Regions from separate parts of the Homo sapiens genome. Here region 1 is linked to region 2. A link is an interaction called in ENCODE POLR2A ChIA-PET data of the cell type or tissue named here. Cell type or tissue: Panc1. All regions are shown on one strand. Links, peaks and the distances in the headings refer to the core of each region. The heading gives the core; the rest is flanking DNA.

Evidence for each region. Peaks named below come from ENCODE experiments on the same cell type or tissue, not always from the same donor. Only the 100,000 strongest peaks of a DNase experiment are listed, where the experiment ranks them.
Region 1: POLR2A ChIA-PET joins it to region 2 with 8 read pairs; 1 of 35 experiments calls an interaction of 5 or more read pairs at or near these places.

Annotation. Positions count from the first base shown.
Region 1 is chr1:19,712,354-19,718,386 of GRCh38, forward strand. All of the region lies in intron 13 of TMCO4 (transmembrane and coiled-coil domains 4), which reads right to left. Among named protein-coding and RNA genes, the nearest start is that of HTR6, 50 kb to the left of the region's middle. In Panc1, for the core only: a CTCF peak has its summit at 3,418 (motif pointing right); a DNase peak (open chromatin) is centred at 3,438.
Region 2 is chr1:21,314,638-21,321,569 of GRCh38, forward strand. It overlaps a transcript of ECE1 not described here. Among named protein-coding and RNA genes, the nearest start is that of ECE1-AS1, 25 kb to the left of the region's middle. RefSeq lists enhancers at 522-1,311, 2,405-3,222, 3,223-4,040, 4,859-5,676 and a silencer at 5,429-5,668. In Panc1, for the core only: no CTCF peak of the experiment used is centred there; no DNase peak of the experiment used is centred there; H3K27ac peaks cover 2,624 bases.

The DNA of each region.
Region 1 (6,033 bases), core at 1,034-6,033, 1.6 Mb before region 2:
CTCTCACCTGTAATCCCAGCACTTTGGGAGGCTGAGGCAGGTGGATCATGAGGTCAGGAGTTCGAGACCAGCCTGGCCAACATGGTGAAACCCTGTCTCTACTAAAAATACAAAAAATTAGCCAGGCGTGGTGGCAGGTGCCTGTAATCCCAGCTACTCGGGAGGCTGAGGCAGGAGAATCGCTTGAACCTGAGATGCAGAGGTTGCAGTGAGCTGAGACCATGCCACTGCACTCCAGCCTGGGCAACAGAGCGAGACTCCGTCTCAAAAAAAAAAAAAAAGAAAAAAGAAAAGGCTTGAAATATTGTGAGAATTACCAAATGTGTCACAGAGGCTTAAGGTGAGCACATGTACTAGTGAAAAGGTTTGAAATATTGCAAGAATTATCAAAATGTGACACAGGGACATAGAAGGCCATATGTCTTCTATCAGTTAGCTATTGGCGTGTGACAAACCATCCCAGAACTCAGTGGCTTAAAATAATCAGTGATTATTTCCCATGAGCCTACAAATTGGCCGGGCAATTCTGCTAAAATCATCCAGGCATGGCTGATCCCACTGGGTGCACTCATGTGTCTGCAGCCAGCTGGCAGCTAGGCTGAGGCTGGGTGGGATGAGCCAGCTTTGCTCGGTGGGGTCTCTCATCCCCCCAGGAACTAACTTGGACCCATTCTTATGGTGAGGTTCTAGGAGAGAGTGGAATTCACGTGCAAGGCCTCCTGAGGCCTAGGTTTGAAAATGGCATGATGCGATTTCCTGTGCCTTCTATGGGCCAATGCAAGTCACAAGGCCAGCCCAGATTCAAGGGGTGGGGAAACAGACTACACTTCTTGATGGGAGGGGTTTCAAGGTCACATTGTAAAGTATGTGGATACAGGCAGGGGTGGGAATTATGGCCGTTTTTTGCCATCAGTCTACCACAGATGTACACAATATGTCTGAAACACTGCAACATACTGATGGCTCATGTGTAGTGGGCAACAGGTTAAATCCATTAAGACACTAGTTCAGGATGAATCTTTCTCCAAATTCTCACCCAGGAAGAAGGGGAAGGGGTGGGGGAAACACTGGGAATGATGGCAGGCTGTTGGCAAGTGGCTGGCTTTTGGGGATGTGGTTTTGGGAGTCCTGGGCTAAGGCAGGATCCACATAAAGAACTGGAGGAGTGAGCCCAGGTAGAATCCTTTAGGCAAGATCCAGGTGGGCATGGTGGTGTGCACCTGTGGTCCCAGCTACTCAGGAGGTTGAGGCAGGAGGATGGCTTGAGCCCAGGAGTTCAAGGCTGTAGTGAGCTATGGTTGTACCACTGCACTCCAGCCTGGATGACAGAGTAAGACCCTGTCTCTAAAAATATATCAACAACAACAACAACAACAACAAAAACAAAAAAAACATGCTCCTTGAAGCGCAGAGATTCATTCTGGAAAATTCTCAGCCAATAAATTATCTCTCTCCCCTATTCTCTTTTTCTTGGGGATTTCTATAAGCAAATGTCAAACTTTAATTTAATTCCTATTTTCCATCTCTTTATCTCTCCATGATGCATTGTGGTTAATTTCTTCAAATCAATCTTCCAGTTCATTATTATTATTATTATTTTTGAGACAGAGTCTCTCTCTGTCACCCAGACTGGAGTGCAGTGGTGTGATCTCAGCTCACTGCAACTTCTACCTCCCAGGTTCAAGTGACTCTTGTGCCTCAGCCTCCCAAGTAGTTGGGATTACAGGCATACACCACCACATCTAACTAATTTTTATATTTTTAGTAGAAACGGGTTTTCACCATGTTGGCCAGCGTGGTCTCAAACTCCTGGCCTCAACTGATCCACCCACCTTGGCCTCCCAAAGTGCTGGGATTACAGGTGTGAGCCACCACACCCAGCCAGTTCATTATTTTTCTCTTTAGTTTTGTCTAAACCACTTTAATTTATCCAGTATTCATTGTAATGACTCTATTTTTTTATTTCTACAAGTTACATTTGATTTATTTTCAGATCTCCGTATTCTTTTTTTCAATGTCTTGTTCCTTCCACTTATTTTCAAAGTTTAAATTTATGTCTTTAAAAACTGTAACATACTTAGCGGGTGGGGAGGGCTTCTTCAGACCATTCTGCTGGGCACTAACGGTCTAATTCTGATTGTGTTGTTTCTGCAACCTTTCTTCATGGTGGTTTTATAAGACTGGATTGAAAACTCATCTTTACAGCTACTCATACATGGGAATCTGTGTAGCCTAGATTGAGAACCTATTTTCTCCAGAGCAGTTTTCTCTTTTAAAAAATCATTTAGGCTGGGTGCAGTGGCTCACGCCTGTAATCCCACCACTTTGGGTGGCTGAGGCGAGCGGGTCACCTGAGGCCAGGAGTTCGGGACCAGCCTGACCAACATGGTGAAACCCCGTCTCTATTAAAAATACAAAAATTAGCTGGGCGTGGTGGTGGGCACCTGTAATTCCAGTTACTCAGGAAGCTGAGGGAGGAGAATCGCTTGAACCCAGGAGGTGGAGGTTGCAGTAAGCCCAGATCGCGCCACTGCACTCCAGCCTGGGTGACAAGAGTGAAACTTCATCTCAAAATAAATAAATAAATAAATAAAAAATAAAAAGTATGGCCAGGTGCAGTGGCTCATGCATGTAACCCCAGCACTTTTGGAGGCCGAGGTGGCAGGATCACTTGAGCCAGGAGCATGAGACCAGCCTGGGCAATGTAGGAAGTCCCCACCTCTACAAAAAGAATTTGAAAATTAGCCAGGCACACCTACAGTTCCAGCTACTTGGGGGTGCTGAGGTGGGATCACTTCAGCCCGGAGGGGGTCGAGGCTGCGGAGGGTGGTGTTCGTGTCACTGTACTCCATCCTGGGTGACAGAATGAGACTGTCTCAAAACAAATTATTTATTTATTCATGTTAGAGACAGGGTCTCACTGTATATAACCCAGGCTGTAGTACAGTGGCACAATCATAGCTCACTGCAGCCTTGAACTCCTGGGCTCAAGTGATCCTTCCACCTCAGCCTCCCAAGTTGCTGGGATTACAGGCACAGGTTACCAGTCATGGCTAATTAAAAACAATTGTTTTTAGAGACTGGTTTTCATTGGGAAGGTTCTGTGAGATGATGTCTAGAATCACCTGTCACAGCGAGTATCTGATAAATATTAGTTCCTTCCACTCTTTGTATATTTGGTGCCTAATAAATGCTTATCAAGTCAAATGAAAACAAGACGGATATAACTGACGACATGAAAATTTCTCAGGATATAGGAGCAGCTGCCAAGTTCTGCACGAGCCCTCAAGGAAAGGCAGTCGGTAACTCTCCCCAGCAAGCACCCTCTGGACACGCCCCCTGGGCTGGGATTGGAGGAGGGATGGCTGCAGAAATGGCTGTGAAGTGGCCTTTTCCTCTATGAAAGTGTGCACACCAGAGAGCTGCCACCAGGTGGTGCTGTGGTGACCATGTAAGCCCCGGGCATCTCCCTGGCAGAACCCTACCCCAAGAGCTTCCTACAATGCCATTCCCATTAGAGACGGAGGGAGCGCCCTGGGAGTGGGGTCTGATCACATCCTAGAAAGCCTGCCCCTCCCTGGAGTCCCTGAGATGGAGCCATGAGTATGGGACTCTGGGCTTAGCCCTGCCTGGAGGGCAAGGCCATTTGGGTAAACCCTCAACTATAGAATTAAAGGGACAGGCCGGGTGCACTGGATCATACCTGGAATCACAGCATTATGGGAGGCCGAGGCGGGAGGATTGTTTGAGCCCAGGAGTTTGAGACCAGCCTGGGCAAAATAGTGAGACCTCTTCTCTATTTTATTTTTATTTTATTATTATTATTATTATTAATTTATTTATTTTTTTGAGATGGAGTCTCACACTGTTGTCCAGGCTGGAGCGCAGTGGCACAATCTCTGCTCACTGCAACCTCTGCCTCCTGGGTTCAAGCGATTCTCCTGCCTCAGCCTCCTCAGTAGCTGGGATTACAGGGATTACAGGTGCCTGCCACTACGCCCGGCTATTTTTTTTTTCTTTTTTCTTTCTTTTTTTTTTTTTTTTGTTTTTGCATTTTTAGTAGAGATGGGGTTTCACTATGTCAGCCAGGCTGGCCTTGAACTCCCGACCTCGTGATTTGCCTTCCTCGGCCTCCCAAAGTGCTGGGATTACAGGCGTGAGCCACCACTCTTGGCCAATTTTTTTGTTTTGTTTTGTTTTTTTTAATTAAAGGGACAGATAAAGGGTCAGTAGAAAGAACCCTGGTGTGGGTGTCAGACAGGTAAGCGGCCCTCCCTTGGCTCCATCACTTACAAGCTGTGTGACCATGAATAAATCTCCTGGGCTCCCTGCACCTGCTCTCTCGAAAAACAGGGACTGTTCTGGTGTCCTCCCTCCAGGCTGGCCGTGCAGATGGAGGAGACACCACTTGCAAAGGGCCCGACCTGAAAATGGTACTTCATCCTTCTCTTGGTGCAGTTCAACAGGTATCCATGGAGGCCCTGTCCCTGGGCATCCATGCTGGAGCCGCCAGCCTCAAGGAAGCTGAGCGGGTGAGAAAAGAGGAATCCAGGGCCGGGCGCGGTGGCTCAAGCCTATAATCCCAGCACACTGGAGGCCGAGGTGGGTGGATCACCTGAGGCCAGGAGTTCGAGACCAGCCTGGCCAACATGGTGAAACCCCATCTCTACTAAAAATACAAAAATCAGCTGGGATGGTAGTAGGCGCCTGTAATCCCAACTACTTGGGAAGCTGAGGCAGGAGAATGGCTTGAACTTGGGAGGCAGAGGTTGCAGTGACCCGAGATTGTGCCATTGCACTCCAGCCTGGGCAACATGAGCGAAACTCCATCTCAAATAAATAAAATTAATTAATGAAATTAAATTTTTAAAAAGAGGAATCCAGGACTAGAGGGTGTGTGGCTTCCCCAGCTGCAGGGAGGACTGGCTGAAGGATGGGGTGTTCAGGAGGAGGTCCCTTCCCCTCTGAGATCACACCTGGTGGAAATGGGGTCTGCCTGATTGCTGTTCCCTCTGCGCCCTGCACAGGTCCTGGGATGTCATGGCGTAGGTCACAGGAGACATTTGCTGGCTGATAGATCAATTAACTACATCAAGTGAAAATGCTACTACTGAAGGTTCAAGTCAGGGCCTGAGTCCAGGTCTCTGCTTTCTGCTGGACGGGCCAAGCCCTGCATTTTGGACCCTGTTCATCTCTCCAGCCTTGTTTCTCACAACTTCCTGGCAGAAACCTTGGCTGCAGTCACTGGCCCTTCCCAGCACATGCACCTTCCTGCCTCTGGACTTTGGGTATTGCCAGTCCTGCGCCCTCCGGCCTTCTGCCTGCCTCGAAGCCTCTCGAGGCTTACCTGTCCTTCAAAGCCTGCCCTCTCCTCCCTGGCGCCCTCCCTGCCTTCTGGAAGGAAAGGCTCCTCCTTTGAACTGCTGCAGCCCTTAAAGTCTAGGCCCTTGAGATGCAGCATTTGGTTCTGTTATTCACCTGCTTTAAGCCTGGCATCTTATTTTCTTAACTAGGTTGTAGGCTCTTTGAGGGCAGCAAGCTTGTCGGAAAAGGCAGCATAAAAGAAGGGTTAACAGGAAATGGTTTAGACATACATGAATTAGAATCCCAGGCTTGCTAATTACTGGCTGGGTGCCCTTGGAGAAGTCACCTAACCTCCCTGGGCTTCAGGTTTCCCATTTTCAAAAGTGGAAAATGGGCCAGGCGCAGTGACTCATGCCTATAATTGTAGCACTTAGGGATGCTAAGGCAGGTGGATCACCTGAGGTCAGGAGTTCAAGACCAGCCTGGCCAACATGGTGAAACCCCGTCTCTACTAAAAATACAAAAAAATTAACTGGGCATGGTGGTGGGCACCTGTAATCCCAGCTACTTGAGAGGCTGAGGCAGGAGAATCGCTTGAACTCAGGAGGCGGAGGTTGCAGTGAGCCAAGATCACACCACTGCACTCCAGCCTGGGCAACAGAGTGAGACTCCATCTCAAAATAAATAAATAAATAAATAATAAAAATAAAAATGGAAAATGAAGCCATG
Region 2 (6,932 bases), core at 1-5,000:
CATCTAAATCCAACCTCCCCTCCAGGGAACTTCCTGACTGTCCTGGCTCACAGCTTTCACGTGTTCCTAAGACCCCAACGCCACTGATTCTTTGTCTATTCAGTCAGTACCTGGCCTGTGCCATTTCCATGGGATCATGTATCTTTATCTACTGCAAGCAACTTGAGTTTGTTTGTTGTTGTTTTTGTAAACAACACTGTGCTTATCCCTCTCAATACCAAATCTAGTCCAGGACGCATAGAAACTGTTTGACCTATGGTCTGCTTCTTGGCTTGGAGAACTCCTATTCACCCTCCAAAACCCAGATGAAATGTCATCTCCTCTATGAAGTCTTCCTCTGTGTCCCATGCTGCCCCATCTGTATGTATCTGTAGTGATTTGTATGTATCCCCAGTAGAAAACCCTCCCTTGTACTGTAATTAATAACTACTATCCAGGCACTGTGTTAAGACTGTCACACTCATTAATTTCAAATCTATCTCTCTGCAAGCCAGAGTCAATACCTATTTAACAGATGGGGGTGATAAGGCTCAGAAAGGTTAAGAGGCTTGCCTAAAATCACACAGCTAATAAGTGGCAGATCTGTAATTTGAGCCCAGGTCTGCTCATGTCCCAAGCAAATAATTCTTTGGTTGGTTCAGGCTGCCACCTCCATCCAACTGCAGCTGAATCCGATGCCTACTGGGGTCCCAACCTTTGCAGTTCCCCAATGGATCAACCTCAGAGATGAGCTGTCACTCAGCCCCAATGTCTGGGGTATCCCAGGCCAAAGGTGATCTACCAGCTGGTGCCACCTCACCCTCACGGCGTCTAGGACAACCTGGAAAGTCCTAGGGGCTTGTATATAGGCAACTAGGCATTAAAAGCTGCTCCTGGCCGGGCATGGGGGCTCAGGTTTGTAGTCCCAGCACTTTGGGAGGCCAAGGCAGGCAGATCACTTGAGGTCAGGAGTTTGAGACCAGCCTGGCCAACATGGTGAAACTCCATCTCTACTAAAAATACAAAAATTAGACAGGTGTGGTAGCGCATGCCTGTAATCCCAGCTACTTGCGAGGCTGAGGTGTGAGAATCACTTGAACCCAGGAGGCAGAGGTTGCAGTGAGCTGTGTGCCACTGCACTCCAGCCTGGGTGACAGAGCAAGACTCTGTCTCAAAAAAAAAAAAAAAAAAAAAAAGCTGGCCCTATTTTCCCCATATTCTAGGATTCTAGGGCTCTATGAATCCACTCCCTCTGTCTACACAGGCAGCGTCAGGAAAGAGTGCTGGTTCTGGAGTCAGTCAACCTGGGTACCGGCTGTAGGACCTTAAGAATGGGACTTAACCTCTCTGGTGCCACAGTCAGCTTACCTGTGATTTGGGAGAACCCCTCCTCACAGTGACTGAGTGCGGCTGTGTAAGTTGAGTACCTGCCACAGTAGCTGGCACATGTCCTCTTGTCTAGGGAACAGATTTACTACACGCACACAATGCGCCAGACACTGTTCTTGGTGCTGTTTACAGCAGCAAATCAGAAGAACATTACTGTCCTTAAGGGGTTTTTCACCCTCAGAACAGCAACCCCAATATTGTTGGCCTGTTCTCTCAGTGAGGAATCCCATGATGCCGTGGGTTTATCTGATTCTAGTTTTTTGTTTGTTTGTTTGTTTTTTGAGAAAGAGTCTTGCTCTGTTGCCCAGGCTGGAGTGCAGTGGCACGATCTCGGCTCACTACAACCTCTGCCTCCTGGGTTCAAGCAATGCTCCTGCCTCAGACTCCTGAGTAGCTGGGGTTACAGGCGTGCGCCACCACACTGAGCTAATTTTTGTATTTTTTTTTTAGTAGAGATGGGGTTTCACCATGTTGGCCAGGCTGATCTCGAACTCCTGACCTCAGGTGATCCACCCGTCTCGGCCTCCTAAAGTGCTGGGATTACAGGTGTGAGCCACCATCCTCGGCCTGATTCCAGTTCTTAACATACATAACACACATACTTCTTAGAAACTCTCCTGTGGTCGCCAAGAGACATGAATATGGAAGTCCCACACAGCATGTGCTGTGGTTGTGAATGAGAAACAGCCTAAATGCCCATCTATAGGAGCCTGGATAAACCACAGGAGAGCCACATCATGGGATGGAATACTACACGGTAATGAAAACCAAGTGGCTGCAACTCAAACAACAGGAAGACAGAAAAGCTGCAGAAGTCAACATGGAGCCTCCAATCAATTATTGAAAGTTCAAAAACAGTGAGCAACATCATACCTATGTATCATTTAGGGAGGCAGAATCAGGCTGCGCTTGGTGGCTCACACCTGTAATCCCAGCACTTTGGGAGGCCGAGGTGGGCGGATCACCTGAGGTCAGGAGTAACAGTATCAAGACAGTCACTGAAGAGTCTCTCCCAGTCTCTTCCCCTGGGAGAGAGAGTGGTAAGAAACGGACTGGGGGTGTGGGGGTATGGGGGATTCAACTGCATTTGGGATGTTTTATTCCTTAAGCTGAACACTTACATACCAGTGTTTGGTTTTACTGAGCCTGATGCTTTTAATATGTCTGAGATATTTTGCTACCCACCAGAATAGGTCAGACAGACTTGGGCTTCGAGCCAGCCCTGTGCTTTGCTGCCATGCGATCCTAGTCTTCTCTGTGAAGTGGGAATCCTATCGCCCACTGTTAGCTCCCGGGACTCTTCTGAGAATTAAACAAGGTCGTGTCTGCAAAGGGCCTGGCATCCGGTGGCTGCCATTGTTCCTGCTGCTGTTGGGAGGGTCTCCCAAAATGAACAGACAGAGGGGAAGGCCAGCTCGCAGGCCTCAGATGGGGAAAAGGGTTTGCTTGTCACAAGGCCAGTCCAGCCCGCGGCGACGCTGAGCTGGTGACGCATCTGCAGCTCTGGGGATTGAGCAATCTTGGTCCCCTGACCGGGATGGAGTCATGGGCCCAGGCTGGCTGGAGCCCCTCTACTGCTCCCCACCCGCTTCTCAGACTTTGTGTTCCTGGCCTTCTTGGGACCCCTCCAGGCTGGCAGCCACACCCTCCCCTCTGTGAGCTAGGCAGGAAAGCCCGGTTCCATTCCTGCCCAGTTCTCTTCGGCCTCTCCTGAGCCCCTGCTCCCCAACTCAAGGTGGGGTCCTAACCACCTTGCATCCAAACAGATCCTCTGGAGACGCACGAGTGGGTCAGGGCAGTCAAGAGCTGTGCAGGCTCAGACAGGTCATGTGACTTCTGTAGGTCCCTGGCTTTAGCAGGTGTGGCCGAAGGTGTGGGGTGCCAGTGTCTGTCTCCTGGTTCAAATCCAGGCTCGGGGTGTGACCCCAATGTTCTTGAACTTAAATCAGAGCCACCGCGATCTCTTTCTCGAAGTGGGGACAAAACACATGCAAAGCAGGGCCTGCCCCTCCAAGGTGCACCTTGAAGGTATCAGACGGCATGGACGAGGTCCCCTCGCTGGCTGCTGTGACGGTTAAACGATTCTTCCCAGCTCTGCACAACTCAAGTGATAGCTGTTGGACTCGGAGATGAACAAGAGTGAGGGAAACGGTGGGGGAGAGCAGTGGGCAAGACCTGGCGTGGCAAGTGGGGAGCAGGAGGCCCTCGTGTGGACTCGCAGAGACCCAAACCCAATGAAACAAGTACCCTGCTGGCGCATGTGCAGGAACTGATCAGCGTTCCTGAGGGCCCAAGGACATTTCCAGGGCACAGCTTGGGGAGGGCAGCAGAGTGGGAGCAGCTGTGAAATTGGGTTTCAGGTCATGACGCAGTTGGGGAACTTATTTCCTTCATCCCTGCCCTTTCCTGACCCTGTCCCACTCCCTTAACAAAGGTCAGCCTGGCCTAGGGGTGTCCTCCCTGGAGACCTCCCCTCCCTTGTGCCTCAGCCTCTCACTGTCTTTGGGGCAGACATTTCTCCGCTCTGGGCTTCAGTTTCTCTATCTGTAAAATGGGTGGGGTGATATTTCAGGCCTTAGCAACTTCTAAAATCCCATTTTTTGAAGATTTAGAACCAGTGAGCCTTCCTGAGGCCCACTTCACAAGCCTATCCAAGCAGAGGTGGCAAAATCCTCCTCCCTGGGTGAGAGGCAGGCGACACCCCTGAGTTGGTCACACCAGCCTTCCAAGGAGCTAACCCGACCTGACAGTCACTTCAGCCTGGCCAGGCCCCCAGGCAGTGTGCCAAAAAGCGGACGGGGGAGGGGATTTGCAGCAAGAGCTACAGCTCCCCAGAGGCCGCACTTCTGTCGGGGGAGACGCTGAGCGAGGGTCAGAAGAAAGTCAGCATGGGAAATGTGACGTCAGCAGAGGCAGATGCGAAGGAATACTATCCGAAAATGCTTCCGTAAACTCACCCTCCCAGGAAGCCAAATTCTGTGGGTTTTCAGTGGAGCTGGGTCTGTACAATCTCCCGGGCTCCGTTTTCTCATCAGCTAAGTCAAAATAATAAAGTGAGGCCAGGCACGGTGGCTCAAGCTCGTAATCCAAGCACTTTGGGAAGCCAAGGTGGGTGGATTGCCTGAGCTTAGGAGTTCGAGACCAGCTTGGGCAACATGGTGAAACCCCGTCTCCACTAAAATACAAAAAAGTAGCCAGGCGTGGTGGTGTGCGTCTATAATCCCAGCTACTTGGGAGGCTGAGGTGGGACAATCGCTTGAACCCGGGAAGTGGAGGTTGCAGTGAGCCGAGATCGCATCACTGCTTTCCAGCCTGGGAGACAGAGCGAGACTCCGTCTCAAAATAATAATAATCATAATCATAATCATAATCATAATCATAAAGTGGACTACGCAGGGCTTTTCTAGAGACATGATAAGACCTCGTGTCTAAATGGCCTGGTACATACTAGGGCCTCCATAAATGCCGGCTCCATGCTGCCCCCACCTCTGTCCACCAGGGCACCCCCGGCACCAAGGGCCAGACTCCCTCTGCTGCCCCCAATCTGCTTCTCAGACTTTCTGCTCCTGGCCTTCCTGGGAGCCCTCCAAGCCAGCAGCTGTGCCCTCCCCTCTGTGAACTGGGCAGGAAAGCCAGGCTCCATCCCTGTCCAACTCTCCTCAGCCTCTCCTGAGACCTGGCTCCTCATTCTCGCCACTCCCTACCAGGCACCGGGAGGCACGGCTCACTGTTCCCTAGTTTGTCTTGGTCCCCCAGAGGGCCAACAAGCAGTCTGGGTGTTTACATTAGTTCAGCTGAGACAGGCTGAACAAACACACGCGGTCCCATGGCTTCTAGTGCCAGCCCCCACACACCACTCGCCACCCAGGCTGTCTTGAGTCCACAGGTGTCCCCACCCCACTCCAGATCTTCTGTTTACACTCGGCAGCAGCGTCCCATCTTTTGACTTCCCTGGGCCACAATGTAAGAAATATTGTCTTGGGTCACACATAAAATACACCAACGATAGCCGATCAGCTAAAAAACAAAGGTGCATGCATAAATCTCAGAATGTTTTAAGAAAGTTTATGAATCTGTGGTGAGCCGCATTCAAAGCCATCCCAGGTCACATGCGGCCCACGGGCCGCAGGTTGGACAAGCTCATTCACAGATTCTCCCCATGGATTCTGTTTGAGGTTTGCTGCGTCCAGCTGATACCTGGTGAGACACTAACCCCGCCCACGACTATCTCCAGGCTCCAGCCGTCAACAGCTGTATGGGCTCAAACAGGTCACCGGACTTCTCATTTATAAAATGGGGATGGTGACAGGGCCAACCCCACAGAGGACTGCTACGATCAAATGGGATAATGAGAGGTAGGCGCTAAGCACGTTGCCTGCAGGGCTCATGGAAGGTGCTGGAGAAATAAGCTTTTTAAAAAAAATTTAATACTGTTTTATGAGTAATTGAAGAGTTTGGCCAGAAGTCAGTGGGTCCTGAGAATACAACCTAAAAATAAGTAGAAAATTCTTGGCCAGACTGTGCTAAGCACTTTCCATGTATTATCAACGCCTCGCAGCAACCCCAGGAGATATGGTATGCCATCATCCTTCATTTGCATAGACAGGGAACTGAGGCTCAGAGAGGTTGAGTCACTCACAGGGGGTCACACAGCTCCCTGAAGGACGCACGTGTCTGTTCCAGAGCCTGTGCTCTTATCTTCCACACTCACCCAAGCTCCTATAGGGGCCGCAGCCTCATCTCTGTGTCTTTCTTCCCCACCCTTCCTTCATTCTGCGGAGGGTTCCTGAGGTCCCCAGCCTCCTCTAGGCCATGGAGTCCTGGGAGCTGCCAGCAGCGTGGAGCTCGGCTGTGCAGCCTCCCCTGCCTACTGCCGAGGTGGTGCCTTGAGGAGCTGTGATGGTCTTCCCTTGCCCTGGGTCTGAGCCTCTAGGATCCTGCTGCTGCAGAACCTCCTGGTTTGGAAAAGGGGAAAGGAGCTGTCTGTAACTCATCATTTAACCCATGCCAGGCACCGCGCAGATATTTTCCCACATAATCTTCATGATCACCCTGTGCTGGAGGTACTACCATCCCCACTTTACAGAGGAGGAAACCGAGGTTCCAAGAGGTGGTGTCACTTGCCAAGGGTCCCAGAGCTAGTGCGTGGCGGAGCTGGGGACTCAAACCCAGGTTGCTCTGACTCAAAGCCCACAATCTTGCTGCTCCCCAGGCTGGCCCCTGCTCCTGGGAGAGATAAGACCCCATATAAACAACCCTAACATAAACCAGAAAGCCAGGCAGGCCTTCAGGAGGCCCAGATAACAGCTGGGAAGATACACAAAGAGGGGCTCAGACTTCCTGGGGAAATCTCTGTGTGAATAACATAAGAGGAATTCTCCACTGGGAGGAGCAGCCCTGGGGCCCCCAGCAGCCATGTCCTGGAAGAGGGTCTGTTGGGGACCTAGGCCTGACCACAGGAAAGACAATTTCCAGTGCAGTGGCCCATGGGTGCCTTCACAAGTAATCAATATGGAATGAGCACCTACGGTGTGTTGGGCCAGGCACCAGGCTTGTCATGCACT